Regions from separate parts of the Homo sapiens genome. Here regions 1, 2, 4 and 5 are each linked to region 3. The links are chromatin contacts, found by Hi-C or POLR2A ChIA-PET in ENCODE. All regions are on one chromosome and are shown on one strand. The core of a region is the stretch at or near the end of the contact, and the rest is flanking DNA. Distances in the headings are between cores, read along the strand shown. Region 1 holds the start of OSBPL9 (oxysterol binding protein like 9). Region 2 holds the start of LRP8 (LDL receptor related protein 8). Region 3 holds the start of CC2D1B (coiled-coil and C2 domain containing 1B). Region 4 holds the start of EPS15-AS1 (EPS15 antisense RNA 1). Region 5 holds the start of CPT2 (carnitine palmitoyltransferase 2).

Region 1 (4,543 bases), core at 1,901-4,400, 750 kb after region 3:
CCTTCCATATCTTCTTTTGTGATCATAAGCCACATAAACAATTGGTTGCTCACATAGTGTTCCTAAATTTATATCCTTAGTTCTCCCTGGCCATTTCATCTAATAAAAATTCAACTAAGGTGAGGCTTGTGTAAATCTATTCAGTTCACAACTATCGCAATGATCCTAACCCAATCCTGAGATTACCTCAAGAACAATTCTCAGTAAAGCCAACTCTAAAGCAAGGTCACTCTAGTTTAGTTCAGGGTTTTCAGAACCACCCTAGAATATATTAACAACCACAGAGACAGACTACAGGCCAAGTGATTTTGGAAACAAGAAATAAAGTTATGCTATTCACTGCCTTGCTTGGAAGGCTACACAACTAATTCAGATATTCTTCCTGGAAGATGTAGCTCCAAGTTATTAGCCACATGCAAATCATTAATATGTACCTTCAAATCCTTCAGAATCCGAATGGACTGAAATAATGTCATGTGTGTAGAATTCATTGCCAATATCCAATGTGTCTCCTACCTTCCCTTTTAAGTAAATATCTATCCTTTTCCCCTCTTCACTAGACCTCCTCTAATTTGAGATTGGGTATCATTTTATTTTCACAAGATGGTACAACAATTGTCTGTTGTTTCTCTGTAAGCAAATACTTCAATATCAAGGAACTAGAAAAGAAAAAAAATCTTCTAAACAGCTGTTAGTGAGAAATATGATACTTCCTTCCTCTGGCAAGGATAATATTTTAGGGAATCTAGTCTCAAAAAGAAGGATAAGCATTGAGGGGGAAAAAAGTATTTTTTTAAACCCTATATTTAGCCAGCAAGAAAAGAGATATTTGTCCAAGTATTCAAAAACTGAAAGGGCAACAAAGCAGAAAAAGGATACATGAAAAGAAGAAAAAGAGGAAAAAGGAAGATTCTTTCTGGGCTAGGCATTCCCAAGAACCTCAGCTGGGGGCCTCTCCAGTATGGTCCTAGATTCAGATCCACACAAATTTGGGATTTGTAAAGTAACTTAACTGCATAGTGTCACTCACTGAAATCACTCTATCTTGAATAGAGTTTACGGGATTTTCTGATTATCACATCTACTTAAACCCAATATTACTTTTCCTTTATCTAAGCCATGGGTTTCATAATTCCAGAGTTTTCAGGACATAATATTCAGTTGCCTCTCTTTCATGCCCACCTAAAGACAATCTTGAACAATGTGTTTAAGACTCATTAAGGTTTAGTCTTTTTCCCTTTAAAAACTATGTAGAGAAAGAAAGCTGATAGTTGAAGGATGATGAAAGTAATACTTTTACTCTTGCAAGCTTGCCTTTAGTAACTCACAACTTACACTTTTCTCCTTCCTGTAGTGAAAGCGAAGTTTAGTAGAAAAAGTCAATAATTTGGCATCCTGATTCCATCACTTAGTGCTATGTGATGTTGAGCAAATTGCTTTAAAAGCCTGGAGCCTCAGATTTCAAAACTGTAACTGGGGATATTAAATGGAGATAATGAATAACCACCTTGCAGAGTTATTAGGAGTGAAATGAATTAAAGGACTCACCAAGCTAGTATATAAGCTCCAGAGAAGAGGAACAGTGAATGTCTTTTTTACTGTCTATTCTTGCTGGCATGAAAACGCACATAGCAGCTCAATAATATTTTTTAAATGAACAAATAAATTCAGTGTCCCCTTTCTCTCATCAACCTTAATCCTTCTTCCATAATCATGTTTTTCTTTCTGTCTTCTATTATTTTCTAAAGCTTTCTGGGCATTCTATTTTGTCCTCTTATGTATTTTCTTCCCTCATATCGGCTATCGTCAACTATACACCATTCAGAGAAAGTACCTTTCTAAGTAAGTTATCTCCCTAATACCACCTACTCTCCATATCGAATGCGATGAGGGTGGAGGGGATAGTCAAAACATAAGATTCAAGGCCGGACGCGGTGGCTCACGTCTGTAATCCCAGTACTTTGGGAGGCCGAGGCGGGTGGATCACCTGAGGTCAGGAGTTCAAGACCAGCCTGGCCAACATGGTGAAACCCCGTCTCTACTAAAAATACAAGAATTAGCAGGGTGTGGTGGCGCATGCCTGTGATCCCAGCTACTAGGGAGGCCAGAGGCAGGAGAATCGCTTGAACCCGAGAGGCAGAAGTTGCAGTGAGCCGAGATGATGCCATTGCACGCCAGCCTGGGCAACAGGGCGAGACTCCGTCTCAAAAAAAAAACCACACACACACACACACACACACACACAACCACGTAAGATTCACAGCAATTCATCTACTTTTCCACGGCCACCAACTCATGTTAACAACAGTGAAGCCCTGAACCCAGAATGTAACTGTAAGGGGACACTGCACTATCACTTGTCTCTCTTCGCTGACAAGAGTCTCGCGTGTAGGAAATCCTTGGCTCTCAAAAGTTAAGGCGTCGTTTGAGCTCGCCTCCCGCTAAATAGAGGGGTGCGTCCCTTGAATGAGACACACAACCTGAACCGACTGGAGGGATTTCGGACCCCCTGGTGTTGCCCGAGGGCTGGTCACTTTTGGACCTGTCCCGGCTCCTCTGGCCACTCCTCCGAGGAAGCAGAGCTCTTCAATCCCTGGAGGGAAGCTAAGGGGTGCGGCCGGCTACAGGGCCTTGGTGGGACAGTGTAAAGTCCATGACAACATATGAAGACAGCATGAACCGCAAGACTGGACCTTTTAAGCCATGACTACGATCACCCTTACCCGCTCACAACCATGCTGGACCCCACTACCGCTTAATAGCGGACCCTAAGAAAGAAACTTGGCTCACCCCCAACCCATAAATCAGACAGCTAGTTTCTATTTATTGGCTGCGCCCCTCTCTCCCTCACCCTCATTGGCTATCCGAGACGTAAAACCCTCCCCAACAAGGGAACCCTCGCGTACGGCGGCACCCCCAGACTAGCAACCTCAACTCAGCCACCTAAAACCCCGGTCCCCCACCTCCACCCAGGAAACGCGGCCCCGAGGCGCCTGGAGCTGTGCCCTCCAAGGACTCACCGTGTAGTAGGAGAGCAGTCCTGCATTGTAGTCCAGCACGAACCAACGGTACTGCCAGCCCTTCATCACGTTAGTCCATTTGCTCAGCGGCCCTTCCATGATGGACGCCATCTTGGGAGCCGCCAATGACAACAAACGGCCTGACGTCACTCGCCTATATGGCATTCAGCATGCGGGGGGCGGGGCCGCAGGGGGCGGGGCGGGTCCTGGGCGGGTCCTGGGCGGTGCCGGCAGATGCTCCAGCGATCAAGTCAAACACGCTTTCTTAGGGCGCCTATTGTGTGTAGGACTCCATGCCACGGATGCGAGAATGCAAACGTGAATACTGCTATTAAGATTATTTATAATCTGTCATGGGATTAGAGTAAAGAAAAAAGATTATGAACATATTAATAAATAATTTTACTGGCCATGATACCTTCCACTTCCAAAAGATTTCATATCTGATATTCATTTATGCATTCATTCCACAAATCCATTCATTTAATAAATATTCGCTGTTTTGTGCTAGGCATTCTTCTAGACATTGGGGATACAACAGAGCCTTCATGACAGGTGAGGGGAATGGTAAAATAAATAGTAAATTATATCGTACATTAAAAAATCATAAATGCTATGGAGAAAAACATAAGCAAGGAAGGAGAGAGCGCTGGGACTGCTATTTTAAATTCCCAAACAGGGAAGGCCTGAGTGAAAAGGTAACTTTTAAGCAAAGACCTGAAGAAAGCGAAGGAGGGAGCCTGGTGGAAGAGCCTTCCAAGACGAAGGAATAGCAAATGCAAAGACCAAATGTTAGGAGTGAGCGTGGCATCTTGAGGGATCAACAAGGAGGTCAGTGTGCGTGGAGCAGTGAGCCAGGGAGAAAGTGGTGGGAGATAAGGTCAAAGAAGTAGGGATAGATCACTAACAGCCTACAGGGGCAATTTAAGCATTTATTGGCTGGGCGCGGTGGCTCGCACCTGTTATCCCAGCACTTTGGGTGGCCGAGGCAGGCAGATCACTTGAGATCAGGCGTTCGAGACCAGCCTGGCCAACATGGTAAAAGCCCATCTCTACTAAACATACAAAAATTATCTGGGCGTGGTGGCGCACCCTGTAGTCCTAGCTGAGGCACAAGAATCACTTGAACCTCGGAGCCGAGATTGCATCACTGCACTCCAGCCTGGGTGACAGAGCCAAATTCTCTCTCACACAAAAAAAAAAAAAAAAAAAAAAAAACCAAAGGATTTATTGACCACCTACTATATCTAGGCACTGTTGGAGGTCCTGGGAATACAGCAGTGAATAAGCTCTCTCAGAGCTTAAATTCTGTGGTGAAAGCAAACACTAAACAAGTAAACAAGAAAAATATCCAATACTGATTAACACTGCAAATAATTTAATAAATTATTTTAATAGGAAGTCAGTGGGTAGCTAATTTATAGGGGGTGGTTATAGGGCAGGCCTCTTAGGAAGTGGCTTTAAACTTAGATATGGAGGATAAGAAAAGGCCAGCCGTGCAAATATCAAGAGAAAGAGCTAAA
Region 2 (4,355 bases), core at 1,856-4,355, 960 kb before region 3:
ACAAATCCTTCAATAAAGGCAGAAACAAGCATTGGTCAAATGTGCCCTGTGCCAAGAATCCAGGAATGCAGGAGAGCGGGCTCCTGTCCTCCAGCAGCTCACAGAGTGACGAGGGAGACAGTTGCATAAGCAGACTGTGGCAACACAGGGTGGTCAGGGCTGCGGCAAAGGGAAGCCCAGGGACTGCAGGAGCCCGGGGAAGTGGCCCAAAGTGGGTGGAGGCTGAGAGGAGCCAGAAGGACCTCTGCTGAGGGGACTGTTGAGAGACAAGGATTTGCCCACTTTGGCAACTGGCATCCTTCTCCCTTGGGGAGGTCGGGGGATGCCTGGGCTCAGTCTTGATTCTGGGTATTGGAAAGCCATCAGGGTTTTGTGAACAGGGAATTATGTTTGAATAATAGTAACAATAACTAACATTTCTCATGCAGCTACTATATACTGTATGCTGTGCGTACACAATCTCATCTCATATCCTCACCACAATGCTGTGAGGTGAGTACTATCACCTTTCTCATTTTTCACATTTAGAGCCACAGAGATTGAGTTGCCCAAGTTCACATAACTAGAAAGGGAAGGAACAGACTCAGACCCAGGCAGTCTCACCCACAGGCCCATGCTCTCCATTTCTCTCTTTTTTCCTTCCTTCCTTCCTTCCTTCCTTCCTTCCTTTCTTTCTTTTTCTTTCTTTCTTTTTTTTTTTTTGAGACAGAGTCTGGTCCTGTGGCCCAGGCTGGAGTGCAGTGGCGCGATCTCGGCTCACTGCAACCTCCGCCTCCCGGGTTCACGCCATTCTCTTGCCTCAGCTTCCTGAGTAGCTGGGACTACAGGTGCCCGACACCATGCCCGGCTAATTTTTTGTATTTTAGTAGAGACAGGGTTTCACCGTGTTAGCCAGGATGGTCTCAATCTCCTGACCTCATGATCCGCCCGCCTCGGCCTCCCAAAGTGCTGGGATTACAGGTGCGAGCCACCACGCCCGGCCTCTTTTCCTTTCTTTTCTTTTCTTCATCTGCTGCCTCTAGACTTCGGCCCACATACTAATCTTACAGTTGGAATGAACCTCAGAAATTCCTTATCTCTTCCATTTCCCAGATAAGAAAGTGAGACTGGGAGATAGGATTGACTTTCCTAAGACCACAGAGTGGAGGAGGAGGAGGGACTGAGTTGGATAGGTCAGTTTGGGCAGCAAGACGGGCTTCTATCTTTATCCCACAGTCCCAGGCACCATTGTGCTTGACACAGAATCCAAACTCCCAGCTGTGGCCTACAAAGCCCTGGTGATCAGGGCCTTGCCAACTCCCTCCAGCCTCACCTGAGGCACCCACTCCTTCCCTGTCATCAGGCCCCGGCCCACCTTGATTGCCATTCCCTTTGCCAAGAATGCCCTTCCGCCTGATCTTCATGGGTCAGGATCCATCTTGCCATTCAGTGAAATGTCACCTCCTCTGTGAGGCCTTGCCTGATCACCTCTACAGTTACCCCCATTGCTCTCACCTGGGTCTGTTTTGTTTTTTCCATAGAAGTTATGATGACCTGAAATAATCTTTTGTTTTCCTGCTTTTGTGTGTATCTCTTCCAACTAAGACATAACTGCAGGAGAGCAGGGAGGAACCTTATCTGTTTCCACTGTATCCTTGAGCCTTGAAGGGCGTTTGGCACATATAGGTGAAAGGACGCCTGCATTTCGTTGTCTGTGTGCTAATGGTCTGTCTCCCCACAGGTCAGGGACCTCTCCGGGGCTGGCACCATGCCTGATTCACCTTGGTACCCGCAGGCCCAGCACAGGGTTGGCACAGAACAGGGCCTGAAATGCTTGCTGAATGACTGAATGAACAAGGGACAGGAGGGGTGATGATGGCAGGAGCACCGTGCCGGGCTCTCTGGGGATCTAAGTCCCTTTCTGGTGGGGTGGCCACAGATATTGCCGCTGGGCTGCCCTTTGGGGGACTACGGCTCAGGAGGCTGCTGAGGAGACAGGGTGGTTTCCAGGCCAAGGGCTAACAGCACCTGCCCATCCGCGAGGGAGGTGAAGGGGCAAGAGGGGAGGGAGGGTGGACCTAACACTGGCTCTTGGCACCTGCAGGCCGGTTGTTTTGAGTGGCCAATGCCCTGGAATCTCATTCTCTAAAGAAGGTTGTGTGGGTTGGACCCGGCTCACAAGTCTGAGGCTGAAATCGAATCCCAGCTCGCTCTCCGCACCCATTCTCCCCAGTGTGGGTGAGGCGGGCTGCAGCCCTCCAGAGGAAGAGGTGCCTTCTCCTTCCTGCAGAAGACAGCAGGGGCGGACAGCGCGGGCCTAGGTGCGCGGCCCCTAGCGGCAGGGATGGCATCCCTTCCGTGCCCTCCCCTTCCCCCCCGCCCGGCCCGCCCCACAGACCTCGTCTTTCTCCATCACAGCGAGGATTCCTTGTCTTCCCTGCGGGCCCCCCCTGGTTGCCCCTCTGACTAGGGGCCTGGAGCGTACTTAACGACGATGAATAGTCTGTGCACCAGGCCCAATCCACCTGCCTCACGTCCCCATGATCACATGAGCGTGCAACATGCACAGATGCACATGGCACGGAAACCAAACCAGCCACAGGGATTTATAATATCCCAGCCGGAGCCCATGACAGGTGCAGGGGTCCAGCCCTGCGCCCCCAGCTTCTCCCTGCTCATCCACATCTTGGGATCTCACCCCTATCCCTCCCTCCCCCGCCCCACGCGCACACTGCACAGGCCTGTTCGTCCTGTAACATCATTTCCCCTCCCGCCCAGGCTCACTCCTAGACATCCCTCAGCCTCTGATCCGCCTGTCACCTCCTCCAGGAAGCCTCTGCTGCTTCCTCTGGACCTGCTACCTCCGTGGTGAGGGGCTCGCCTGGCCCATCCCTGCGTCTGCAGAGCCCAGCACTCAGGCGAGCCCAGAGCAGGGCCGTGGAGCGCCCGCTGAGAGAAGAGTGGACGAAAGACAGGAGGGAGGAGGGCGAGGAGGCGGCGGCAGGGGGAGCGTGGGGCGGAGGCGGCAGCGGGAGGGAGCGCGCGCGCTGGCGGCGGCCGCCCAGGGCCGGGGCCGCGCGCCCAGCCTGAGCCCGCCCCGCCGCCGAGCGTCACCGAACCTGCTTGAAATGCAGCCGAGGAGCCGGGGCGGGCGGCAGCGGCGGCGGCGGCGGCGGCGGGGGCAGCGGCAACCCCGGCGCCGCGGCAAGGACTCGGAGGGCTGAGACGCGGCGGCGGCGGCGCGGGGAGCGCGGGGCGCGGCGGCCGGAGCCCCGGGCCCGCCATGGGCCTCCCCGAGCCGGGCCCTCTCCGGCTTCTGGCGCTGCTGCTGCTGCTGCTGCTGCTGCTGCTGCTGCAGCTCCAGCATCTTGCGGCGGCAGCGGCTGATCCGCTGCTCGGCGGCCAAGGTGCGTGCAGCCGGTCTCTGACTCGGCTCTGCTCCGCCCTAGCCACCAACAAAGCGCGGCCGGGAGGCCGGAGCGGGGAGGGGTCCAGAACCCGGGGCTATCGGGGGCTCCCGGGCGGACAGGCTCCACGCGAAGCGGCTATTCCTGAATTTGCCCTCGGCCCCCCGCCCCCGCGGGCCTCGGTGTTGAGGGCTCTGCCCTCTGGGCAGCGGATCTTGGGGGAGGGGTGCAGGGGGGCTTGGCCAGCGGGGAACTTTGCCGGAGGGGCGGCCATTCATGGTTCCGGATGAGCTGTGTGATTCTCGCCGTTGGGGTTTATTTGACACGCGCGCTCCGCGGCGGTAATGAGCAGAGCCGGGCGGCTTCTCCGCTTGACAATGCGTTTCCGCAGACCCCTGCGCGCGGCGGAGAGAGAGGGGGCTGCCTGCCAGGGTGATGTGCCTGCGGCTCCCACTGCGCCTGGCGCGCGGGCGCGGGGACTCCCTATGGGCTGTATCTGAGCAGATCTCTGACTATGGGTCGCGTGTGCGGGTGAGTGCGTCTGAATGGAGGGTATACCCAGGTCGTGTGACACTTTAAGTAGGTGCCTGGTCTCGCCGTGCCACCGAGCGGCCCGACATCCACGGAACCCCTGCCATCGTGCCCTCCCTTTGGATGGAGTGTGCCTGAAGCCCCCGGGGTCTCCATAATCGCCCCCTTTCCTCCTCCCCAGCGGGTCCTTCCGGGTGGCCCGGACTGCATGGTGGGGAGTGGGGCCGAGTCCGCTGATCCAGCTCACGCTCCCTCCCCCTCGCAGGGCCGGCCAAGGATTGCGAAAAGGACCAATTCCAGTGCCGGAACGAGCGCTGCATCCCCTCTGTGTGGAGATGCGACGAGGACGATGACTGCTTAGACCACAGCGACGAGGACGACTGCCGTGAGTGGCGGGCCAGGGAGCTCAGACCCGGGGAGAGAAAAGGAACGGTGGGG
Region 3 (4,278 bases), core at 1,590-4,089:
TCATTCTTGCTTTTGCCACAGTTCTCATAGCACCTGTCGTGTTAGTTGCAACACTTTGTCAGGGAAGGGATACCAATGTTAAGATGAACGCCAAACAGTGGAGAGCCACATCCATTCGGTGGGGAGGGTTTATAACCATAACGTGGGAAAGGCTTAGATCCGTCACTGCATTTATACTGGCAGAGACCGTCCTCGCCTCCCAGGAGGTCCAAGGCGGCGTTCAGGTACGTGTCTATCTTATGAACGCCGTTCCGGATGGTCTTCAGGGTGGCCCTCCAGTCGGTGGTCTAGGCCTGCTCCAGGCACCTGATAACAGCGGCCATGAGGAGGAGCAGGAGGGTGAGCGCGGGGCGCGGGAGAAGGGCCAACCGCGCAGCGCCGGGCTCTACGGGTCCCCGAGCCGCGGCGGGGGGCGCGTCCCCAAAGAGCCCCCGGGAAGCGCTAGGCAGCGGCGCGGGCCCCGGGGTTGCAGCCGCCAGCTCCATAACCACGCCTCCTTCCCGGCTGGCAGGCAGGGCCTCGCTGGCTTTACGTGAACCGCCTCGGGGAGGCAGCGCGGTCGCGGGGACGCGCCCGCTCACCTGCTTTTTTTTTTCCCTTAAACTGGTAATAGATGTCCATGTAGTTAATTCACACAACAAGGAACTATTGAGTGCCTACTATGTACCATGCACTGCTGTAGACACGAGACACTTGGAGAAGCAATAAAAAAATTTCTCCTTCTGGAGCTTGCATTCTAGTAAATGTTAAATATTGTGTATCTTTGTTTATATCTTAAATGTTTCATTATAAAAATTTTTAAATAATTTTAAAAGGAATGAGAAATATGGATGTGAAATCTCAATTTAAATATGGTAATGGGCAGGGCATGGTGGCTCACGCCTGTAATCCCAGCACTTTGGGAGGCTGATGTGGGTTGATCCCCTGAGCTCAGGAGTTTGAGATCAGCCTGGGCACATAGCAAAAACATGTTTCTACAAAAAAAAAAAAAAAAATGCTGGGCATGGTGGCACGTGCCTGTGGTCCCAGCTACTCAAGAGGCTGAGGTGAGAGGATTGCTTGAGCCTGGGAGGTGCAGGTTGCAGTGAGTGGAGATCGCACCACTGCACTCTAGCCTGGGTGACAGAATGAGATCCTGTCTCAAAAAAAAAAAAAAGAAAAAAAGTAAGCAATCAGGAGATGGAAAAGCCCTTTGTCCAAGTAAACTGGGAGATCGCTAACTAGAAAACATAATTTAAAAGTTCAAGGCATAGGCAGGAGAGGAGATGGCAATGTTTTAGACAGAAGAAACTAATCCAGCAGTTTAACTTTAAAATACATTTTAAAACTTTTTTTCCTTTCTCTTGGGTTTCAAGATACAACCTTGAAGCAAACTGCAAAAGCCTTTTCCCTTAGCTGTAAAATAGACCCCATATCCCTCCCTTTCTCACTGTATATACTCCCTTCACATTTATCTTACTGTATGCTAGTATTTAATTATCTGCCTTCTGAGAAGTTCCAAGGGCTAATCTTGAGACAGACAAACCAAGCCTGGAGACACAGCTGCAAAATTCCAAAGATTACTTCAAGGTGGCTAGTCAACAGCGGGGCCATTGTGGAGATGAGACCAGCCCACGCTCCAGGTAGGCTGGGACCCAAGATAGCCACCAGAACAAGACACACAGACGTTGTACTCTGTACAATTCTTGCATGCTTCCCATATCAAATTTTCCTTTTAAGCCGTTCTCTTTCCCCCCAAAATCGAAGTGGTTACTTTAGATGGGAATCTGGCCACTTCCCCATTACTCCGCTCTCGGTTTTTTTGTTTGTTTTAGTTTGAGACAGGGTCTCACCTTGTCACCCGGGTTGGAGTGCAGTTGACAGCTCATTGCAGCTTGGACCTCCGGGGCCACAGCGATTCTCCTGCCTCGGCCTCTCAGTAGGTAGGACTACAGGCACGCACCACCACACCCGGCTAATATTTGTAATTTTTTGTAGAGACAGGGTTTCGCCATGTTGCCCAGGCTGGTCTCGGACTCCTGAGCTCAATCTCTTGTTAACTGGACTCTGCAAGCCGCAGGGAGAAACGTGCTTTCCTTAGAAAACTAGACTAGAGCATATTTACTGATGCTAAAGAGGTTGGTTTTGTATTTCCCTGGGCAAATAATTCTCTCTGAGCCTCCGTTTCTTCTAGAGATGATGTCCATCTTGCAGGATTGAGAACTGGTATAAGCTCCATTATGAAAAGTGACTGACACAAGCTTGGCAGAAAACGGGTATACTCCGTTTCTCTCCTTAATATCCTCCATGCCATTTGATTGCACAGCAGGGTAGGCGAGTGAGAACTTAGTGTTAGACTCTGTAAAGTATTTAAGATGTGCAGCGAGCTCTGCCTGTCTGAAGTTTTCAACGGACCGGAAAAGGATACTTTCAGGTGCTGAATTATTAAGAAACATATGGTGGGCCCCATTTCCATTTCCCCAGGCTTAAAGGACATGGACAAGCAGGTGAGCCCCGCCCCTGTCTCTCTTCCAGGGCGGAGCTTGGGTAGGCCCCGCCCTCTTGCTCGGTGGGGCGGGGCGAGGGCTGGAGGCGGGGTAGGTCCAGCGAGCGAGCGAGCGCCCAGCGCCTCGGGCTGAGTGAGGGAGGAGGTTCGGTGGAGAGGCTGCAAGTGGGCGAGGGCTGGGCGCAGCGACCTCATTGGAGCCGGCCGGTGGACGCCCCGGCGGAACCGCCCAGAGTTCCTGTCCTGCGCTACCTACCCGAACGCGCCTGCGCGCTGCGAACCCCGCCCCGGTGTCACCTGTTGGAGCCCCCCGCCCGCGTAGCCGTGCACATGCGCACTGCCGGCCGCCGGCCAGTGGGGTCACGTGTTGCGCGCGAGCCACCTCCCCTGCTGGCGCTTCCTGTCGCTACCGCTGCGGCCCAGGGCCCGCGGGAGCCCAGGGCGGTGCCGGGTGAGACAAGGCCGGGGTTTGGCTCGGATTCACCGCGAGGTATGCCGCGTCCCCGCCCCTCGGCGTGGGGAGTTCTGGGGACCGCGGGGGTAGATGGAGGCGGCGCGGGCGGGGCAGGGCGGCGCGTCCCGCAGCGCGGGAGTGGGGGTCCCGTGTCGCCTCCCCCTACGGACTCCGTTGCCCACCTTCCGTGAGGCCTGGCTGTGTCATCGGGGCCGCAGCCTTGGAGTGTCTGGCCTCGCTTTCACCTGAGCCGGAGTCACTCCCGAAATCTGACACTCAGAGTCCCCCGGAGCGCCCGCCAGCTCCTCCGCCCGCTCCCCGCCGCCTCCACGCCCGTCAGCTGGTCTCCCCGCCAGCGCTGTGGCGAGATGCGCCGGCTTCCTGCCTTTTCCCCCTACCTTCTGTGCACCTCCCCTTTGGTGCCAGAATGGGGTTTCTGAAACACCGATACGATCCCGCCACTTCTTTCCCAGCGCCCTCAGAATAATGCCCAAACGCTTTTCGGCTTAGAGGTTTTCATATTCTGCCGCTTGCTCACATTTCCACCTCGGCTTGTGCATTCAGGCCTCACCGCTTATGCCCCAGTCATACCAGGCCTCAGGTTCCATTGTACAGGCCAAGCTGCTCCCCACTTCAGAGCCGTCAAGTGTTCCCTCGTCTTGGAATCCTATTTCCCTCTTTCCCCCAACTTCTTTGCGTGACTCAGCTCAGGCGTCACCGCCTCGAAGGAGGAGCCTTTTCTCCCAGGGCTGAAGAAGGGGTCACCTCAGGGCACCCATGGCCCCTGGGGCAACCCCGTGTAGTCCACCTCCACCCTGTAAATGGTCATTGAAGGCTGAGACCGTCTTAGGTTCATTTCTGCGCTCCCAGTGCCCAGCGCAAGGTCTGACACAGGAGGTCCTGTGAATAACTGTGAGATCTTTATGGGAATCAGAATGCTGAGCCAGCTTTCTCCAGAGCTCAGCTGTGAGATGGAACTTTGATGACATGTCCTTGGATGATGAAAATGTTCTGTGTGTGTGCTGTCTGGTCATAGCCCCTCACCACATATGGCTGTTAAGCACTTGGAATGTGTCTGTTGTGGCTGATGGACTGGATTTTTAGCTTTATTTCATTTTAATTCATTGAAATTTAAAATTAAATAGCCAGCTGTGGCTTCCATAAGCACAGCTTTAGAGCCTTTCTGAATTCTACCCAGCCTTCCACCCACCCTGAACCTAGAGTACTTCCCTGAATGTGCTTTTTAAATTTGAGTCCGTTCAGAACATTCCTCAGTAAACCCATTAACAGGTGATCCCCATCCCTCCCATGGCCTGTGCTGCTTCAGTGCTTTAATTAA
Region 4 (4,307 bases), core at 1-2,500, 850 kb after region 3:
AATTTTATGTCCGCGCCGGGTTTTCCAAGGCGGCCCCGGGGGCAGGCTCTGGTCCGGTGGCCGAGACTCCGGCGCCAGGGTTTGGGCGGCGCCGCGGCCGGCTCCGGCGGGCGGGCAGGCGGGCGGGGCCAGGCGGGGCGGGGCGGGCGTGGGGAGGGAAGTTGTGGAAGTTAGGGGAGACGCCCGCCCGCCCGCCCCGGCCTCGCCTGCGGCCGCTCCCTCCGCCTCCTCCCCGCCCCGAGCCCCAGTCAGCCCGTCTTCCTTCCCCTCCCTTGCATGATGGAAACACCATGGCTGCGGCGGCCCAGCTCTCTCTGACACAGGTAACGCCACACGCCCGTCCGCCGGGCTTGGCCGGCCGGTGCCCCCTCCCCCACCGCCCTCAGCTTCGCCGACTTCTTGGCTTGTGGGCCAAGCAGGCAGCTTCTTGGCTTGTGGGCCGGGCGGCCGGTGTGTGTGAGGGAAAGCGGGTGCGACTGCGGGAGGGCGCCCTCCGGAGCCGGAGCCCCCCTGCGGCCGCCGCGACCTCGCCCAGGGTCGTCGGGCGCCTCCTGCCCCGCCCCGCGCGGCCCTCGCCGCCCTCCGCGCCGCTGCCGAGTGGACTGTGACCCGGCCGCGCTCTGCCGGTGCCGGGCCGGCTCCCGCGGGGCAGCTTTCACCTACCCAGGAAGTTTCCTCCCACAGGGCCGCACGCATCCCAGGTGAGCTCCTGTTGAGCTCGCGCGGGCCGGCCGCACCCCCGGGCCGCACGAGGCTCGCCCGCCAGGCCGGCTGCGCGCCGCCCCCAGTAGGAGTTGCCTTCCAGAGCCGGACGCGCAGGCCCCCCAAGCCAGTCTTTCCTCTCCAGACCTGCCTTTCTCCCAGGGTCCGACGGAAGCCCTCCCTTCCCAGAGTTTAATGTAGTTAGCCTCGCCTCCAAAGAAGTCTCATCCTACTCAACTACCCACTCTGCCGGCCCCTTCCTCCGTTCAGCCTCTCCCCCCTCCTGATCAGGTTTCCTTCTGGGTCAGACCCCCAATGCAGCCTTTTGCCACCCACGTCTGCTTCCACTTCAACTTCCCCTCGGGGGGCTCACGCCTGATCGCTGTCCAGGTGGATCCCTTTAACGGGTGTGGTGGCTCCGCCAGTCTTGGTGCCAGGAACGGCCTCCCGGGGAGCACTTTTCTTGGGGGGAATCCTCAGCAAAACCTGTTCTCGAGCTTCCCTCTTGCCTCGTTGCTTCCTGTCAAAGTCCAGTCCTTGTGCTTCTCAGAAAACCTCTAAACATCACTCACACTGGGAACCTGGTCCCTCCCTCTCTGTAAAGAAGCCAATTACAATGTAAACATGGTGTCCGGGATGATAAGGTGACAGACACCTGCCAGTTCCTTCCTGCTCCTGTGACCCAAACTCTCCCCCGCGTCTCCTCAGACGGTTCTCTCCAGAGCTGGTGGCGCGTGCTTCCCGATTGGGGCCCATCCCGTCTTCCTTGCCTGCATTGTGGTATCTCACTGCCATCTTGTACTCCTTGGCCTAGATTCGTCGGTGCTTCTAAGGCTTTAGCGCTGGGATAGGGCAAACATTTCGGCAGTGGAGTTTTCTGTGTTTAAAATCAAGAGGCTTTGGGGTGCTTTGCCTAGCACTGTAGGATAGAGAGAAAAAAATGTTTTCTCAGAAACCAGGAGTCACGTACATGCTTCATGTAAAATAACTAACCCGTGTTTGCAGGAATTCTAAGTGTCATAAGGAAAGTCTATTTCCCAGTTTTTTTGATGGTGGTGGTGGTTGTCCTGTTCTGACAAGCAGAGAACCCTTTAACATGGAATGTGGTGGTTTAGTCTTGGTTATGTATGTTTGGAAGGGTCCTCCCAAAACTCAAATTTGAACAACTACAGCACTGACTTTTAGGTATTCACTTTCTGTGAGTCTAGTTAGTGACTTGCATTAAACAAGATCCCTGTTGGCAGGCTGTTGTTTTCTGGCTCTGTTGGCCAATTCTGGCAGGAGTTTTCCCTTGAAGATTTTGTGCTCTTAAAGACTTCCGTAAAATTGCTTCTCAGTTGTGTGCATACTTTATTCTCTCCCTGGGTAATACCATGTTTTTAGCTTCTATTTACATCATTCATCTCTGGAGAATTGCTTCAAGCTCTGTCAGTTTTATAGCCATTTAAAAAATTTACATATGTTCTTGGGTTATATATTTAGGTATTAATGTGTACACAGTAAGTACGGAATCAGTAGTAGCTATTATCCTTCAGTGCCTCACATATGAGATAATATACATTGGTGGTTAATTTTTATTGATAATTCAAATAAGTAAATTCAGAATATTCTGATTTTAAAACATGAAGAGGCAATAAGAGGGATTACGAAGGCACACGAAAAAATAACATTTCCAGTTGCTAGTATACCCTAATGTGCCTCCTTGTTACTTCAAAACTTTGCAGATTTGTGGTTTTTAAATTTAATTTAATTTTTTTATAACTGCCTGAGCCCAATACACTAAGATAACAATGCAGCCTGGTTTCACATTCATTACTGACCCGTTTGTCATCCTCTGTTCCCCCCACCCTGCCCACTCTCCCAGCACACACATTTAGACATAGGCATACTCAAGTGAGAGCTCATTCAGGGCAGGGACATCTTTTAATCCATCTTTCTCCCATGGTACCTATCTGGAAGAAAGTAATTAATAACTGTTGTAGGAATGACTGAAAGCTCTAAAGGGTTCTATAACAGTTATGGAGATTAAACATGCTCAAGTTAATTTCTGCTTCTGTTCATATGTTGATGATTTTCATTCAGCAAATATTTTTATAGTACCTATTATGTACTAGACATTGTACTGGGATTATCGTGTTTATAATTTCTTGCCTTTACCAATTAAGCAAAACTGAGTTTGGGGAAAAAATGTGAAAAATGTTTTAGCTTATGCCTTCCTTCCTTTTTCCAAGCTTGCCAACCAACCCTTCAACTCCCCAGCCACCAAAATAAATTATCTAAATTATTATAGTCTAGCTTCTAGAGATGATAGAATGCTAGAGTACCAAAATGTTAGTTCCAGTTCTGCTTTGGCCACAGCTAACTGTATGGGTTTGGGTTAAATATCCAGGCCTCAGTTTTCTTAACTTTAAAAGAGACTCAACAAACATTTGCTGAGCATTCAGTATGTGCTAGGAATTACTCTAGGTACTGAGGATATATATACTCATGAACAAAAATAGTTAACAATTCTTTGACCTTGGAGACAAAACCTGGAACTTATTTCTGCTAGAGGAGTTTGAATTAGCTGATCTAAGGACCTTTCCAACTTTTAAGATCCTGTTTTATAGACAGTGTTCTATGATTTATAGACCTAGTGGACTTTCTCTGGGTTCTTTAGTGCTTTACAGCCTTAAATGTTTTCTAATTCAGTTGTCTTTACTAGGTGTTCTGTTTACTTCTTGTCAATGAGAAGTAAAACCTGAGGGAGAAAGATCTTGATTTTTGCTTCTGTTGGTAGATTAGAAAAAAAGCATGTAATACTTAAAAAAAAAAAGTTTCCAATAGTCAGTTTTACTCCCTAACGCCCATATCCCTAATAATAATAATACTGTTAACTTCCCTTTGGGAATTACTATATGCCAGGAATTTTACTACACTTAGAATCTAACGATATGTTTTACAAATTAGAGAAGCTAGTAAGTAAGCTAGTAAGTGGTGAATCTACGATTTGAACCAAGGTCTGTAGGACTTCAAAAGCTATTTCACTGTTCTTCTCTATGTACTAGATGCTTGGCCTATCCAACGCTCCCTTACATTTTTTGTTCTTTTTTTTCGGCATATGCCATTGTCTTAAGTAGTAAGCCTCTTGAGGATATAAGCCATGGTTTTTGCCTCTGAATCTCTAGTGCCTTTGATAATATCTTGGATGATACAATTGTGTGTTCAAAGTTAGTGCTATTGATGATAAAGGTTTTATTTTACTGAGATAGGATTTGAATATTTAAAATAGTCTTTTAGCAATTCAGCTTTATACTGGTTTTCTTGCTTTAGTTTAGCAAGAATTTTTTTTTTTTTTTGTTTTGTTTTGAGACAGGATCACACTCTGTCACCCATGTTGGAGTACAGTGGCATGATCAGGCTCACTGCATCCTCAACCTTGTGGGCTCAAGGGATCCTCCCATTTCAGCCTCCTGAGTAGCTGGGACTACAAGTGTGCATCGCCATGCCCAGCTAATTTTTAAAATTTTTTTGTAGAGACAGGGACTCACTCACTATGTTGTCAGATTCTTTTTTTTTTTTAAAGTAATAAAAAAGCCCTTAAGTAGGGACTTAATTTTAAAAAT
Region 5 (4,446 bases), core at 87-2,586, 830 kb before region 3:
TTACTCACTCAGTAAGTTAGAAGTTAGTTTAGGTTTGGTTTAGAGGGTGAAGAAAATTTCTAATATTGAAGAAGGAGATCTGGCAACTCAGACGAAAGCGGAGTTCGAAGGCTGGAAGAACTGGAAGCTGGATTTAAGAAAGTACTGGGGGAGGGAAGGGGAAGAGGATTTACTAGGGCTCTTTTCAGAGGGGAAGTCGATTCTGGGTGAAGTGTTTCGAAGGCAGGGTAGCCAGTGGTGAGGAGGAGAAGAGAAATTTGGGTGGACCCTGGATCTGAGTATGATGGAGTGTGGATGGGGTACTGAGGGTGGTGTCTAGAATTCTGTGAGGGTGAGCTGCACTTACAAGGGGTACTGTGGGTGAGGAAGGATATTTTGAGGGGAGGAACCTGTTGAGGAGGGCTTGGAGAGAGTGAAAGGTTTCCGGGTGAACACTGGATTTAGGAGATTAAAGATTTAAAAACATGGGGGAGGGTCAGTTGAGGACAAGGGTGAACACTTCAGGGCTGTGCTTGTGGGGGCTCATGGGGGGTGAAAGAACAGAGTACTGGAGAAATGGGAGGTGGGGCTGAGGGTCCTGAGTGACAGGGGTGAAGGCGGTGCTGGGAGAAGTTAAGGAATGGTAACCATGATGTATTAGGAATCAGCCTACCCATATTCCGGGTAGGAATGTGAGGCAGTCATTAAAGTACTTCAGGAGACACCATAGTCGAGGGATTACAGCGGCGCTGGAAATATGCAGGTCTGGCATTTTTCAGGGAGAAGAGGACTCAGGATAGCTGGCTGGAAGTTAGGTTAAAGGAGAGGGAATCTGAGAAGCGTTCAAGATGGAGAATCTGAGATAGCATCGAGGGGTTCTGGAAGAGAATTTGAGGGTTCTGAGGTTCCTGTGCTAGGAGATTGTGAAAAGTCCCAAGACTTCCAGATTAGGGGCTGTGGCAGCCTCCATGGTAGGGGCTTGGGGGCGGAAACGGGTTCACTAGAGGAGTCATGAGTGACTGCAGTCAGGTTGGGGCCGATCCTGGGACGGCGGCGGGCGGCGGGGACCCGGAGGCCAGGCTCACCTGGGCAGGCTGTCCTGGTAGTGCATGGTGGGCACGATGCTGCGCTGCAGGTACTGGCCGGGCCCGGAGCCGGCGCTGAGGGGCCGACTGGGGGCTCCCGGACCAACCGCGGGGCCCCGGGGCCAGGCGCGCAGCAGCAGGCGGGGCACCATCGTCCCGGGAGCCTGCGGCGGCGAGAACGCGGCAAGTGGGGAGTTCTGGAGTCTAAACACAAGGCCGCCGCCGCCGTTAGCGCCCAAGACACTGCGTCAGGACTCCTGAGGCACTTCTCCGCCCGCAGGCCACTTCCGGCCCCTGTAAGGCCATCGGCTCCGCCCCGGACTGGCTCCTTCCGGGCAGGGGCCGCTCACTGACAGGCCCCGCCCACTAGTAGGCCCCGCCCGGAAGGGGGCCCCAGCCTCCGCGCTGCTCGTCTCCCTTCCCTTCCCTAGGAGGCGGGAAACCGAGCGCCGCAGCCGCTCCTTCCCCTTTTTTGGAGCAAGACAGAAACTGGAGTTGGAAAAAAAAAAGAAAAGCTAAGAAACGTGATTGGAATCTGATAACCCAAAATTTGATCCAGGCTCCATCCTTGCGAGACTGTGGACTAAATTTTAAACCTCTATTTCCTCACCTAAGAAGTAGATAGATCGTAATGATTCAAAGTACCTCCCAAAATTCTAGATATGAGATAAAGATAACATGTTATGCACAGTGCATGGTGCTTAATAGGAAAGCAGTAAACGGTAACGGATGTTACTGTTGTTAGTAATCCGTGCTGAAGGTCATTGACATATAATGACCCTGAACCCTGCACAGCTACTGCCCTGCCAGCTCACCTGAGTGGATGGATATTAGAAAGGATTTGTGCAGGAGTTGGAAACCTGGAGTTTCCCGCTGGCCACCACTTCAGTGCAGAAAGCCCCTTCCGAGCGGAATCCCCTCTGCCTGAACATCCATTCTTGGCTTGAGCATTTCCAAAAACAAGAAGCTCACTGCTAAGAGGAAAGAAACCCTTGTCCTCCGGCTCTAGGAAGTCTTCCGTGTTCAGTCTATTGGAAGAGGCTTCCTGTCACCACAGACCACCTCCAAGATTCCTTCCAACTCCTGACTCTAAGATTCCGCTACTTGAACATAGATCTATCATCCCTCATCCATCACAAAACAGCTGCAGAACAGCCCACCACGCCCCAATCCCTGATCTTAGAAGTAGCTGCAGGATTAAGTAGGCTCTACTCCCATTTTACAGAAGAAGACAGGGAGTTACCAAAAGACACACAATTATGCTGCCTAGCTTGAGGCACAACAGAATTCCATTTTGGGAACAGAACTGCCCTTTAGCCGTTTGGGGCAGCCAAGTACATTCTGTCTGTTCCATAATTGGCTAAGCAGAGCCAGAAGCTGGAGCACACCAGAAAGAGTACTGGATTGGGAGTCAGGAGACCGGACTTTTAGTTTCAGCTCTTTGTTATCTAGTTAGGTGACCTCGGATTGAACAGGAAGATCACTAACCAGCTCTGGCACTCATTCAGTGGTGATCACAAATGCTTAACCCATTTCCCGTTTAGAAAAAAACAGCGCAGCTTGCTGCCAGCTCTTATTTCTTAGGGCAAATGGGAAATGGCTTAAGAACTAAGCATGAAATTCAGAAACACTGAATATCGAATCCTCCTCTCTTGAGGGGAGAAAAGGCCCAACTGGCCCAACTCCAAAACATCGGTGCCATTTGCCTGTAGTGTATAAGGCCAGAGGGAGAATATAAAACTCTTTCTGAAAATGAGCCATCTCCTCTAAATCCTGATCATTTTCAGAGCCTTGATACCCGAGGCAAATATCGAGATCTGTGTAGTGCTAAGGGGATCAGAGGACCAGGAAGAAATAGTGGGCCCAGTAGAAAAGCAGCGGCTCTATTCTAGAGACAGAGGGCCAAAAGATTGAGCCCATCCAATCTAACAGCCAAAAGAGGGACGTGAACACCTTTGGTGAGTGCATGGCCAATGGGAGCAACTCTAAGCCTTTAGGCTGGTGTCCAAGGCCTTCTGAATTCTGACCCCTACCTACTTCTCCAGCTCCCATCATGTCACCCCAAAATACTCTATGCCAGGGGTGTCCAATCTTTTGACTTCCCTGAGCCACACTGGAAGAAGAATTGTCTTGGGCCACACATAAAATACACTAATACTAATGATAGCTAATAAGCAAAAACAAAACAAAATTGTAAAAATATCTCATATTTTAATAAAGTTTACTAATTTGTGTTGGCCTCATTCAAAGCCATCCTGAGCTGTGGGTTGGACAAGCTTGCTCTATGCTGTAGTAACACTGAACCACTTCTCATTCCCATCCTTTTCCTTACTCTGCGACTTATTTATTTATTTATTTTAGCTGTCTCTGCTGCCTGGAATGTTCTTTCCATGCATCTCTGCCTAGTAAACTCTTACTTGTCCTTCAAACCCTATTTCAAAACTCACCTCTTTGAAGTCTTCCTCAATCCTCATCCTTCTTCCTCACTGCAAGAATGAATCCCTCCCACTGTGATTTTACAGCACTTTTTACATTCATTTACAGTTATGTACATGAAACACAACTGTATTAGGGCTTTTAAAATAATCAGCTATTTAATTACCAATTCATCTCTCACAATAAATTTTGAGGTCTTTGGGCAGGGACCTTGTTTCCACTGTGTGTCCACTGTGTCTAGCACAGGCCTACTGTGGGGAGGTGCTTTGCTTCCTTTTCCTGGGGATGGCCCTGGGGTCTGGATCACATTAAGAATAACCATGAGCTGGTAGTCCAAAAAGTCCATATATTGCTGTGTAAGGGTCAAGAAAGTTCCTCTACTTAGAGAAAGATCCTGAAGAATACATTGTTTCTATTGAACTAATCCCCAGAGTTCTGCTCTGTTTTGAATTAACTATGAAAAAGCAGTACATGATGGCCAGGTTAAAGTCATATTCATCTTCAAAATCAAAGTTCTGAAAAACAATGAACTTTAACTGGCTAGCAGTAGAGTTCACATTTCAACAAAAAAGAGGTCCAGTTGGGTAAGTATGACCAAAGAAAACAAATGTGACCACCCAAATATTCAAAGAAATGTCAGGAACTAGTACCTAGAGTTGGCCTGGCAGTCCCAAGTTCTCAGGTTCTATTGGAGCTTACCTGGACTAAACAGTGCTTGAAATGAGGAAATTCATAGGCAAGACCTTGAAAAGCCCTGCCTATTTAATGGGATTTGTTAAAATGAACTCTAACCCTTTTATAAATATTGAGTATGTGAGAAAGTATTTAAATGCAAAAAAGTGAAACCAGAGTATTAAAAAAATGCTCTCTCTGCCCCATAAAGGAACTTTTAAAACATACCTGTGGACACATTAGATATTGTAACTAAACCAATCAATGAGAAATT

What was found. Hi-C counts contacts between places; a loop is a spot of excess contacts on that map. ChIA-PET counts read pairs that join two places held with the same protein, here RNA polymerase II (POLR2A). Pooled maps may share reads with other maps.
Region 1: a loop to region 3 is called in a map of naive thymus-derived CD4-positive, alpha-beta T cell, with 7 times the contacts of the local background. The contact joins the promoter of OSBPL9 here to the promoter of CC2D1B in region 3. A Hi-C loop is called at or near these places in 1 of 168 maps with a recorded cell type or tissue (naive thymus-derived CD4-positive, alpha-beta T cell), 1 of 37 single-sample maps with no recorded cell type and 9 of 50 pooled maps.
Region 2: a loop to region 3 is called in a map of B cell, with 14 times the contacts of the local background. The contact joins the promoter of LRP8 here to the promoter of CC2D1B in region 3. A Hi-C loop is called at or near these places in 4 of 168 maps with a recorded cell type or tissue (B cell, CD8-positive, alpha-beta T cell and ascending aorta), 4 of 37 single-sample maps with no recorded cell type and 11 of 50 pooled maps.
Region 4: a loop to region 3 is called in a map of B cell, with 14 times the contacts of the local background. The contact joins the promoter of EPS15-AS1 here to the promoter of CC2D1B in region 3. A Hi-C loop is called at or near these places in 3 of 168 maps with a recorded cell type or tissue (B cell, CD8-positive, alpha-beta T cell and naive thymus-derived CD4-positive, alpha-beta T cell) and 10 of 50 pooled maps. POLR2A ChIA-PET finds 5 or more read pairs at or near these places in 1 of 52 experiments (activated B cell).
Region 5: a map of B cell shows a loop between it and region 3 (32-fold over the local background). The contact joins the promoter of CPT2 here to the promoter of CC2D1B in region 3. A Hi-C loop is called at or near these places in 4 of 168 maps with a recorded cell type or tissue (B cell, ascending aorta and naive thymus-derived CD4-positive, alpha-beta T cell), 3 of 37 single-sample maps with no recorded cell type and 17 of 50 pooled maps. POLR2A ChIA-PET finds 5 or more read pairs at or near these places in 1 of 52 experiments (H1).

Annotation. Positions count from the first base shown.
Region 1 is chr1:51,615,699-51,620,241 of GRCh38, reverse strand. It overlaps OSBPL9 (oxysterol binding protein like 9), which reads right to left and starts at 3,150. Exons shown (of 24, transcript NM_024586.6): 1 at 3,021-3,150. The coding sequence starts at 3,131. LOC105378719 (a long non-coding RNA gene) reads left to right here. Exons shown (of 3, transcript XR_947339.4): 2 at 3,532-3,575. RefSeq lists enhancers at 1,637-2,544, 2,545-3,453.
Region 2 is chr1:53,326,820-53,331,174 of GRCh38, reverse strand. It overlaps LRP8 (LDL receptor related protein 8), which reads left to right and starts at 3,105. Exons shown (of 19, transcript NM_004631.5): 1 at 3,105-3,386; 2 at 4,183-4,302. The coding sequence starts at 3,263. It overlaps LRP8-DT (LRP8 divergent transcript), which reads right to left and starts at 2,942. Exons shown (of 3, transcript NR_131923.1): 1 at 2,800-2,942; 2 at 1-7. RefSeq lists enhancers at 2,669-2,898, 3,949-4,058 and silencers at 2,969-3,168, 3,239-3,388, 3,439-3,608, 4,124-4,355.
Region 3 is chr1:52,364,766-52,369,043 of GRCh38, reverse strand. It overlaps CC2D1B (coiled-coil and C2 domain containing 1B), which reads left to right and starts at 2,839. Exons shown (of 25, transcript NM_001330585.2): 1 at 2,839-2,975. It also overlaps the pseudogene PLA2G12AP1. RefSeq lists silencers at 238-317, 378-477, 2,460-3,089, 3,130-3,239 and an enhancer at 598-647.
Region 4 is chr1:51,515,215-51,519,521 of GRCh38, reverse strand. EPS15-AS1 (EPS15 antisense RNA 1) reads right to left here and starts at 1,250. Exons shown (of 5, transcript NR_183651.1): 1 at 1,076-1,250. EPS15 (epidermal growth factor receptor pathway substrate 15) reads left to right here and starts at 256. Exons shown (of 25, transcript NM_001981.3): 1 at 256-323. The coding sequence starts at 291. It also overlaps a transcript of OSBPL9 not described here. RefSeq lists silencers at 33-222, 373-842 and an enhancer at 73-1,001.
Region 5 is chr1:53,193,714-53,198,159 of GRCh38, reverse strand. CPT2 (carnitine palmitoyltransferase 2) reads right to left here and starts at 1,336. Exons shown (of 5, transcript NM_000098.3): 1 at 1,065-1,336. The coding sequence starts at 1,216. RefSeq lists a silencer at 993-1,352.